Linked DNA regions of Homo sapiens: regions 1 and 2 are each linked to region 3. A link is a contact called in ENCODE Hi-C or POLR2A ChIA-PET data. All regions are on one chromosome and are shown on one strand. The core of a region is the stretch at or near the end of the contact, and the rest is flanking DNA. Distances in the headings are between cores, read along the strand shown.

What was found. A loop is a pair of places that touch in the nucleus more often than their neighbours do. ChIA-PET counts read pairs that join two places held with the same protein, here RNA polymerase II (POLR2A). Pooled maps may share reads with other maps.
Region 1: a loop to region 3 is called in a map of CD8-positive, alpha-beta T cell, with 8 times the contacts of the local background. The contact joins the promoter of RPL23 here to the promoter of FBXO47 in region 3. A Hi-C loop is called at or near these places in 8 of 168 maps with a recorded cell type or tissue (CD4-positive, alpha-beta T cell, CD8-positive, alpha-beta T cell, OCI-LY7 and 4 more), 3 of 37 single-sample maps with no recorded cell type and 15 of 50 pooled maps. POLR2A ChIA-PET finds 5 or more read pairs at or near these places in 31 of 52 experiments (A549, AG04449, AG04450 and 25 more).
Region 2: a loop to region 3 is called in a pooled map, with 3 times the contacts of the local background. The contact joins the enhancer-like site here to the promoter of FBXO47 in region 3. A Hi-C loop is called at or near these places in 1 of 50 pooled maps. POLR2A ChIA-PET finds 5 or more read pairs at or near these places in 5 of 52 experiments (AG04450, BJ, Caco-2 and 2 more).

Annotation. Positions count from the first base shown.
Region 1 is chr17:38,851,958-38,855,109 of GRCh38, forward strand. RPL23 (ribosomal protein L23) reads right to left here and starts at 1,764. Exons shown (of 5, transcript NM_000978.4): 1 at 1,741-1,764; 2 at 1,065-1,148; 3 at 647-775. The coding sequence starts at 1,753. It overlaps SNORA21 (small nucleolar RNA, H/ACA box 21), which reads right to left and starts at 1,038; the gene lies at 906-1,038. RefSeq lists enhancers at 617-1,400, 711-1,910, 1,401-2,184, 1,908-2,017.
Region 2 is chr17:39,091,099-39,094,105 of GRCh38, forward strand. The region is part of intron 7 of PLXDC1 (plexin domain containing 1); the gene reads right to left. It also overlaps the pseudogene RDM1P5. Among named protein-coding and RNA genes, the nearest start is that of PLXDC1, 59 kb to the right of the region's middle. RefSeq lists an enhancer at 1,906-1,975. Within about 2 kb of position 1,758, at least 6 of the 41 ENCODE cell types and tissues checked have a DNase peak (open chromatin) inside an H3K27ac peak, as active enhancers do.
Region 3 is chr17:38,965,850-38,969,134 of GRCh38, forward strand. FBXO47 (F-box protein 47) reads right to left here and starts at 1,554. Exons shown (of 11, transcript NM_001008777.3): 1 at 1,380-1,554.

The sequences.
Region 1 (3,152 bases), core at 514-3,013, 110 kb before region 3:
AAGTTCTAAAGCCAGACAGGACACAAGCTGCAAGTATTTTGAGGCCTCCCCCTTTAAATCATACACCTGACAGGAAAAATTTTGAGTGGGGAGCCTGAGATTAAGTAATGAGCAATTAGCCGGGTGTGGTGGTGCACACCTATGATCCCAGCTACTCGGGAGGCTGAGGCAGGACAATCTCTTGAGCCCGGGAGGTGGAGGTTGCAGTGAACAGATATGTGCCACTGCACTCCAGCCTGGGCAACAAGTGAGACTCCATCTCAAAAACAAATAATAAAATAAGCAACGGGCAGCTTGTTTTCGTTTTGTAATATATTTTTTTTTGAGAGCCCAGGAGGCGGAGGTTGCAGTGAGCCAAGATCGTGCCATTGCACTCCAGTATGGGCTGGGCGACAGAGAGAGACTCCATCTCAAAAAACAAAACAAAACAAAACAAAAACAACAACAAAAAAACAACTAAGGTATGGAAGTGACAAGATGATGGTCCCCCCTCCAACACAATATGAGCAAAAACTTAAGATACTTATCTCACACTGCCTCTCAATGGAAAACAAACTTGAGGCCTTGAAAACTGATCCATTTTCCAATAAAGGAAAGCGTCCCCCCACTACTCATCAGTATTAAGGTGGGCTCAGTGTTTACTCACCCTTTTTTCTGAGCTCTGGTTTGCCTTTCTTGACTGTGGCCATCACCATGTCACCCACACCAGCAGCGGGAAGTCTGTTCAGCCGTCCCTTGATCCCCTTCACGGAGATGATATACAGGTTTTTGGCTCCTACAAAAGAATGTAAATAAAAATAAAAAATGTTGAGGGCCATCAGGCCGTTCCATCAGTATAACATTTCCCAAACACTTCCAAAGCCCCTCCCTCCACTCACTGCCCAAGCAGTTAGTCCGCAAGAACGCCTTGTCACACCACCGATTGAAGCAAACAACACATGTTGCCACTTCACCCAAAAGCGATGTTTTCACTCTCCCCTTTCTTGACGGCTCAATAGGTCATTAGCCACAGGCCCATTGAGTGCTTTTAAAAGGGGGAGTATAGCAACGTGCAAAGACCTCACCTGTGTTGTCAGCACAATTGATTACAGCTCCTACCGGAAGACCCAAGGAAATCCGGAATTTCGCACCAGAGGACCCACCACGTCCTGTGGATATAAAGGGAAGGGAAACAGGATAAAGAGATCACAATCTAGACATGGTTCGGAGTTCCCCCTCATACTCAAGCTGTAATTCACCGCACATGCTTTGATAGACTGTACGCTATAGATTAGCTCGCTCGGATTTTACTTATGCCGTCCCCATGTGCCACCCGATTCTCACGGAAAGTAGCCTATTTCTTACTATTAACACTCTGACATCGAAATTAAGAAACCTAGACGACTCAACCCTTGCTCTAACTTTCGCAAAACGCAATTACTCCTGCAAGGCATAAAACCGCAGAGGTCGCGCAAACCAGGGCCTAATCCAGTCTAACTTCAACCCCATTACGATAGCCCTATTCGCGGAGCGATCTCGCGGTATCCAGACTACATTCACGTCGGGATCCTGCCATCTCAACTCTCCAGCACCCCACTGCCACTTTCGAGGGCCCTGGCAGTGCTCTCGCGGTGGCCTGGCTCTCTCTCTCCGGCCTGAAGGAGAGCAAAGCGCCCCAGCTGCCTAGGGCCACCGCTCCTGACGAATCCGCCAGCCACTGCACGACAGATGGTGGAGGATCCTCCAGAAACAAAACCTCACCTCGCTTCGACATCTTGAACGCCGGAAAAAAGAAAAAAGGAAGTCGATTCAAAGGACACTGGGATATGAACTTTAACGCCCCGCCCACCCTCCTCACGTGGCCGGAGCAAAAACCGGCCTCTTCCGCCTCTGGGCGCTGCCTTATTACGTAATAAGTTTACGACGTCGCTTTTAGCCCTCTCTGCGAAGTGGGAGTTGAGGTAGAAGCGCAAGAGATAGGAAGTATCTTCTCTACGAGCTTAAGAGTAGTTAGGGACATGGAAACAGTGATTTGTTAACTTGCTCACGACCTCTTTTGACCACTTAATAGTGCCAGGCACTTATCTGCACACTAGAGAATAGGAATTAAAACACGGTTTGTGCCGTGTGGGGGTTCCCCAAGGAACAAAGAAAGTGGGGGAGGGAGGGAGAACAAGCTCTAAACGGTTTCGTTGAATGTAATACAGTTGAGAAGTGCTGCAGATCATTCCATCTATGTGTTCTTGGTATCATACCATTCTGTATTTTACATATACAGTATTGCTCTATTTATTGACCCGTCCCCCCCAACACACACTCTTTTTTTCTTTTTTTGAGACCGAGTCTCACTCTGTCGCCCAGGCTGGAGTATAGTGGCGAGATCTCAGCTCACTGCAACCTCCGTCTTCCGGGTTCAAGCAATTCTCTGTCTCAGCCTCAGAGTACCTGAGACCACAGGCGCCCGCCACAACGCTGGGCTAATTTTTGTATTTTTAGTAGAGACGGGGTTTCGCCATGTTATTGGCCAGGCTGGTCTCGAACTTCTGATCTCAAGTGATCTGCCCGCCTTGGTCCCTCAAAGTGCTGGGATTACAGGCGTGAGCCCCCGCGCCAGGCCTAATTGCTCCTTTCACAGCTTCAGCCGCCCCTTATTCTCTGGGTTCTTTCCTTCCCACGATACATTAATTCACATACTTATTGAGCTCCTACTTTACAGCAGGTTCTGTCCAGGGCGTACAGCGGATTACATCAGAGAACAAAATAGATCAACATTCTTTTCCTTATGGAGCTTACATTCTGCTGGGGTGCAGGTGGAGGAGGATATTAGACACTAAACAAAAGATATAATAAGTAATTGCAGTATGTAGTATGTTAGATGGGGATATGTATTATAAAAATATAAATAGTATCGCTTCTCGGCCTTTTGGCCAAGATCAAGTGTAAAATATAAATAGTGGCCGGGCCTTGTGGCTCACGCTTGTAATCCCAGCACTTTGGGAGGCCGAGGCGGGTGGATCACGAGGTCAGGAGATCGAGACTAGCCTGGCCAACACAGGGAAACTCCGTCTCTACTAAAAATACAAAAATTAGCTGGGCGTGGTGGCGGGCGCCTGTAATCCCAGCTACTCCGGAGGCTGAGGCAGGAGAATCGCTTGAACCCAGAAGGCAGAGGC
Region 2 (3,007 bases), core at 508-3,007, 130 kb after region 3:
GGATGCCACTGCCCCCACCCTAGCTTCCCCTTGTTTCTTCCTGATTACTGTTTCTTGCTTTTGCCACCACTGGAGAATGAGGTCATGGGAGCAGTGGGGGACGGCAGTGCTCAGGTGGTGAATGGACTGGGGACCCTGGAGACTGAGGTGAATTTCCCACGCCCCCTCTGAGGGCTGCTCAGAGAGTACTTATCTTGGAATCCATCTCCCCGCAACACACACCCACTGACTCCCATGGGGAGAGGCAGTGGAGAGGACTTTAGCCTTGGTCTTCCTTTCCTACCAGGAGGATGACAGCTCCAGCCCTGCAGCTCCTTCCTTCGCCCGACTCCTGCACTGGAGCCGGATGGTTTAGAATGAGATCCAGGCCTCCTCCCACGTCTCCCTCCCTTCCTTCCATCCCAGGCAGATCAGGGAACTTGCTCCTCCTCAGGAAAGCAGCTGGACAGAGTGGGTGGGATGAGGAGTCCAGGTGGTCCCCAAGGCGAGCACTGCGCAGGTGTGGGCTTTATGAGAGAGGAGATGAGCTACAGCTGCAGAGACTCAGACATATCAGGTTGAGAGAGCAAGGGAGTTAAGAAGTCAAGTTGGCTGTACACCTGTAATCTCAGCATTTTGGGAGGCCGAGGTAGGTGGATCACTTGAGGTCAGGAGTTTGCAACCAGTCTGGCCAACATGGTGAAACCCCGTCTCTACTAAAAATTTAAAAAATTAGCCAGGCGTGGTGGTGAGCACCTGTAATCCCAGCTACTTGGGAGGCTAAGGCGGGAGAATTGCTTGAACCCGGGAGGTGGAGGCTGCAGTGAGCTGAGACTGCACCACTGCACTCCAGCCTGGGCAACAGAGTGAGACTCTATCTCAAAAAAAAAAAAAAAAAAAAAAAATCAAGTTGTCTTGCCATTCATTCATAAGTGGGGAAACTGAGGTTCAGACAGATTAACCCATAGACAGATACAACTTTGTATAGCACTTTACTTTTTCATTTATTTATTTATTTAGAGACAGGGTCTCGCTCTGTCACCCAGGCTGGAGTGTAATGGCGCAATCACAGTTCACTGCAGCCTTGACCTCCCAGGCTCAGTAATCCTGCCTCAGCCTCCCAAGTAGCTGGTATTACAGGCACACCCCATCATGCCTGGCTAATTTTTGTATTTTTAGTAGAGATGGGTCTCCCTGTACTACCCAGGCTGGTCTCCAACTCCCGGGCTCAAGCAATCTGCCTGCCTCAGCCTCCCAAAGCGCTGAGGTTCTAGACATGAGCCACCACACAGGCCACATCTCTTTACAATTTACCAAGCCTAGCCATTAAGTAGACGGAAAACATCTACTTAAACGAGAAAACTACAAGAGCACAGCGCCACCATGCAGCACATTTGTTGACTCCTTCAGCATGTCGGTGCAGACACCTGCTCTGTGCAGGGGCTGTGCTGAGTGCAGAGCACTCTGTTAGCTCGCAGCCTTGCAGGTTCCCTGGAGCTGCACCATCTCATTTCCCCTTACAACTTCCTGAGGTGCACAGACAGACATCGCTGCTCTCCCCACTTTACAAAGGAGAAAAGTGAGATCGGAGAGGGGACGTTATTTGCCCAAAGCCACACAGTCTTTGTTTTAAAATCAGAGGCTAGACTTTTAAAAAACCTCAGGGCTGGAAGCCACTGTGGCTCCAGAAAGTCACCAAAGTTGTGAGTGCAGATAAATATTTAACAACTGCCTGGGGGCTGGGGTGCAGGTAGGGGCAGAGGAGTCCTGAATTGCCGTTGTTGCCAATTTCTGTGGTGTAAATACTTCCACGGTAGCTGACTTCCAGCTACCCTTTCAAAAAAGTTACTGAACATGGAGTTAGGAAGAGACATGTTCAGTTGCCTCTCACCCAGCTGCATACATGATCTCCAGCACACCCCTGCTGAGAGCTTCCTGATTTGTGTTTCTAAAAGAGTCAAAGGGAAACATTTACATTTCTTTCTTTTTTGTTTTGTTTTGTTTTGTTCGAGACAGGGTCTCACTCTGTTGCCAGGCTGGAGTGCCGTGGTGCAATCACGGCTCACTGCAGCCTTGGCTTCGTGGGCTCAAGTGATTCTCCCACTTCAGTCCCTGCCCCCAGCTCCACCTCCCCCACCAAAGGCTCATGCCCTGGTAATTTTTTTTTATTCTTTGGTAGAGACAGGGTCTCCCTATGTTGCCCAGGCTGGTCCCAAACTCCTGGCCTCAAGCAATCCTCCCGCCTCCAATTCCCAAAGTGCTGGGGTTACAGGCGCGAGCCACTGCGTCAGGCCACATCTCTTTACAATTTACCGAGCCCAGTTGTTTATTTAAAAATAAAAACATTTATTTAAAAATTACGGGCACAGTGGCTCATGCCTGTAATCCCAGCACTTTGGGAGGTCAAAGTGGGCGGGTCACCTGAAGTCAGGAGTTTGAGACCAGCCTGGCCAACATGGTGAAACCTCATCTCTATAAAAATACAAAAATTAGCCAGGCATGGTGGCACGCGCCTGTAATCCCAGCTACCCGGGTGGCTGAGGTAGGGGAATCGCTGGAACCCGGGAGGCAGAGGCTGCAGTGAGCCGAAATTGCACTATTGCACTCCGGCCTGGGCGACAGAGAAAGACTCCGTCTTAAAATATATATATATATATATAAAATTAAGCCAAAATCCAAAAGATGGAATGACTGTGTGTTTGTCTCCTAAAGAACCCTAAGTCTGAGAGAGGAGGCCCCGTGGCAAGCCTCGTAAATATCAGGCAGTAACTGCCGGGTGTCTACAGAGTCACTGTGGCTCTAAGAGGAGGGAACCCTCCATGGAAAGCTGAGGTGGCGAGGGGTTCACAGAGCCCCGCACACGCATGTGCACACCCCAGCCCTCCAAGACACACACACACCTGCACATGAGCACATACTCATATGCACACACATATGCAACCCTTTGACACAAGAAAGACCCTTTGCCAAGCCCGAGTGGGATCTGACAGAGATTGGAGGATGGGCACCTTTTTGTAATTCACATGCC
Region 3 (3,285 bases), core at 304-2,803:
TCCAGCCTGGGTGACAGAGCAAGAATCTGCCTCAAAAAAAAAAAAAAATAATTACACAAATAACAACTTTACACAATACAGCTAAACAAGAAGAAAAAAATTAAGTTCACTTATAAACACTTTGGTTTATATAATTTCAGACTTTTACATACATATATTTCTTTTTAACAAAAAAGAGGGATCACTATATATAATACTTTGTAATCTGCTTTTTTCAATGAATTCTCTTTCCATGCTAATAACCTTCTACAAGTAATCATATTTTAATGGCTATGTGTCATTCCACCAAGTAAAATAATCTTAATTTGTTTAATCCATAAGGCTGTTTGTAACCTTAACTTTTCACAGTAGGCGTTTTGTTTGTTTGTTTGCGATGGAGTTTCGCACAGTCTCCTGGGCTGGAGTGCAGTGGCGCGATCTCGGCTCACTGCAAGCTCCGCCTCCCGGGTTCAAGCGATTCTCCTGCCTCAGCCTCCCTAGTAGCTGGGATTACAGGTGCCCGCCCCCACGCCCAGCTAATTTCTGTATTTTTAGTAGAGACGGGGTTTCACCGTGTTAGCCAGCCTGGTCTCGATTTCCTGACCTCGTGATCCGCCTGCCCCGGCCTCCCAAAGTGCTGGGATTTACAGGCGTGAGCCACCGCACCCGGCCAACACAGTAGGTGTTTTAAAGCATTTTTATTACAATAGCATAAATCCGGCCTTGGCTTCTTCCTGTTTCTCTGAGAAATGTGGACAGTGGGGCTTGGGCCCGTGGGCTCTTCAAAGACTGTCAGTCACCAGGCGGGGACTTCACTGTGTCAACTGTGAACTACATACATGTTTAAAATAAATATAAACAAAAATTTAAAAATGATAAGCCCAAATTCTTCTAAAACTCAAGTCTCCACTTATAGTTCCTTATTTTCCTCACTCAGAGCTGGACGTTTCGTAGGGAAAAAGCAAGCTTTTGTGAAAATTCTAAAGGTATAATCCTAAATTATTTCTGGTTTCCGCTCACCCCTCTAGCGAATAAGAATCACAGCCCCAAATAATAATAATAAAATGATGTTTCATGCCCCCTGTTCTATCCCACTAATTTTGACCGCGCGTGAAAGGTTTTGAGGGTTCAATTGGATGAACCTCCCCGCCCCCCACACCTTTAAGATAAAAACTACATTCACAGGGATGTCTGTTTTAACATAAAACTCTTGTAAGGGCCCCACCCCATCTGTCGGGCAGCTGCCCCCAAACATCTCCAAAGCCGCAAACTAGGGAAGCCTAAAGGACAAACTGGTCAACAGGAGAATCAGACCACACGGGGTACATGTTTCGCTCCCTTCAGTCCATGAAAGATGAAATTATCGCAATAAAATACTGGGAAAAAAAACCCTCTTTTACCACAGATTTTGACAGTTTTTCCGGCTACAGAGTCACAGGAAAGTGGGAGTTAGTCGTTTTGCCCCACCATCCTCAAATTTCTTAGTGTTTAGAAAAGAAAATATCTCCTCAAGAGCTTCCCGCCAGGAGGCGAGAGGGTCACACTCCCGTAGGCTCCGGAGCTGCAGCCCTACCCACCAGGCGTCCCCGCGGCCTCTAGAATATTGTAGAATCTTCCCAAGAGCCCCCGCGGGAAGGAGGCCCGCCCCCTCATGAATAGCAAGCAGCCTCAGCTCTCGTAGTGCCCGCCTCCCTCATGAATATTGTAGATCTTCCCAGAAGCCCTAGCGGGAAGGAGGTTCCCCCCCGCCTCCCGCCTCCCCGCTTTATGAATAGCAAGAGAGCCAGCTCCCATGGTGCCCTCCGTCTCATGAATAACTAACAAGGGCGAGGTTCCTGGAGCCCAAACTCAGGCCTCAGCCACCCTTCGCTCCAAGCTGAAGACAAGAAGGGGCTGGAGCCGTTACGGTGTGGGGAAGGGGAGGGTGTAGCCCAAGATCCTGAACGTGGCGAGCCACGTCTCTGCTCCACTGCCTTTCCCTTCACCTAGTTTTGAGACAATTTTTGAGTTCCTCCCACCCCCACTGACTCCAGTAGGGCAAGTTACAAGGGGTTTCATCAAACCTTTTGGTGGAAAAAAACCTCCAGACATTCCTTTTTAAATTTGTCTTGCCGGTGCGGTGGCTCACGCCTGTAATCCCAACACTTTGGGAGGCCGAGGCGGGAGGCTCCCTTGAGTCCAGGAGTTTGAGACCAGCCTGGGCAACATAGGGAGACCCCCACCCCCAGCCATAACCCCGCTCCCGGTCTCTAAATAAACACATAAATAATAAATCTGTCTGGAATCAAAGGAAGATGTGTGTCTCCATCCTCTCAAGATGAAATCAAGACAAATCTTTCTAGCTAGGCCTTCCTGGCTAGAAGATTAAATTCTCATTCATTCATTTCTTCATTCATTCTGTAACTATTTATTGAAGCCTGCTCTGGGCCGGGCACAGGAGTAGGCCCTAAGGATGGAATAGAGAACAAGACAGATACGTTTCCTGCTTTAATGGAGTTTATTAGCCTAATGGGGAAGATAGAATGAACAGACAGAGCATCTACAGATGTTGAGAGCAGTTCCGGTGAGAGCAGCGTGACAGAGGAAATAAGACAGAATGATGGGGTGTGTGTGTGTTGGCGGAGAGCTACTTTAGATAGACTGATACTCAAGGTCCCTTTGATATGACGATTTGAGAACTGATGGAGGAGAAGGAGCCAGTCAGGAGAAGGGCTGAGGGAAGAGGGAATGGGGGAAAGATTCTACTTTTGTAGATCAATTCTACATTATACCCAACACAAAATATATAAGGAACTACATAAAGACTGAGTGGAAATTTAGGATTAGTTGGCATGCTGTTATTTTATATAGTCACATATATTCATCCATTTGGCTTTGTATCTTTTTTTTTCCTGACCTCAGGTGACCTGCGTACCTCAGCACTGCAAAGTGCTGGGATTACAGGTGTGAGCCACCACTCCTGGCCTTTTTTTTTTTTTTTTTTTTTTTTGAGACAGAGTCTTGCTCAGTCGCCCAGGCTGGAGTTCAGTGGCACGATCTCGGCTCACTGCAGCCTCTGCCTCCTGGGTTGAATTGATTATCTTGCTTCAGCCACCCAGTAGCTGGGACCACAGGTGGGCACCACCATTGTATTTTTAGCAGAGATGGGGTTTCGCTATGTTGCCCAGGCTGGTCTTAAACTCCGAGGCTCAAGCGATCTGCCTGCCTCCCAAAGTGTTGGGATTAAAGGTGTGAGCCACCGGGCCCAGCCCTGGCTTTGTATCCTTTTGCAGCCAATTCTTTTTTTTTTTTTTTTTTTTTTGAGAT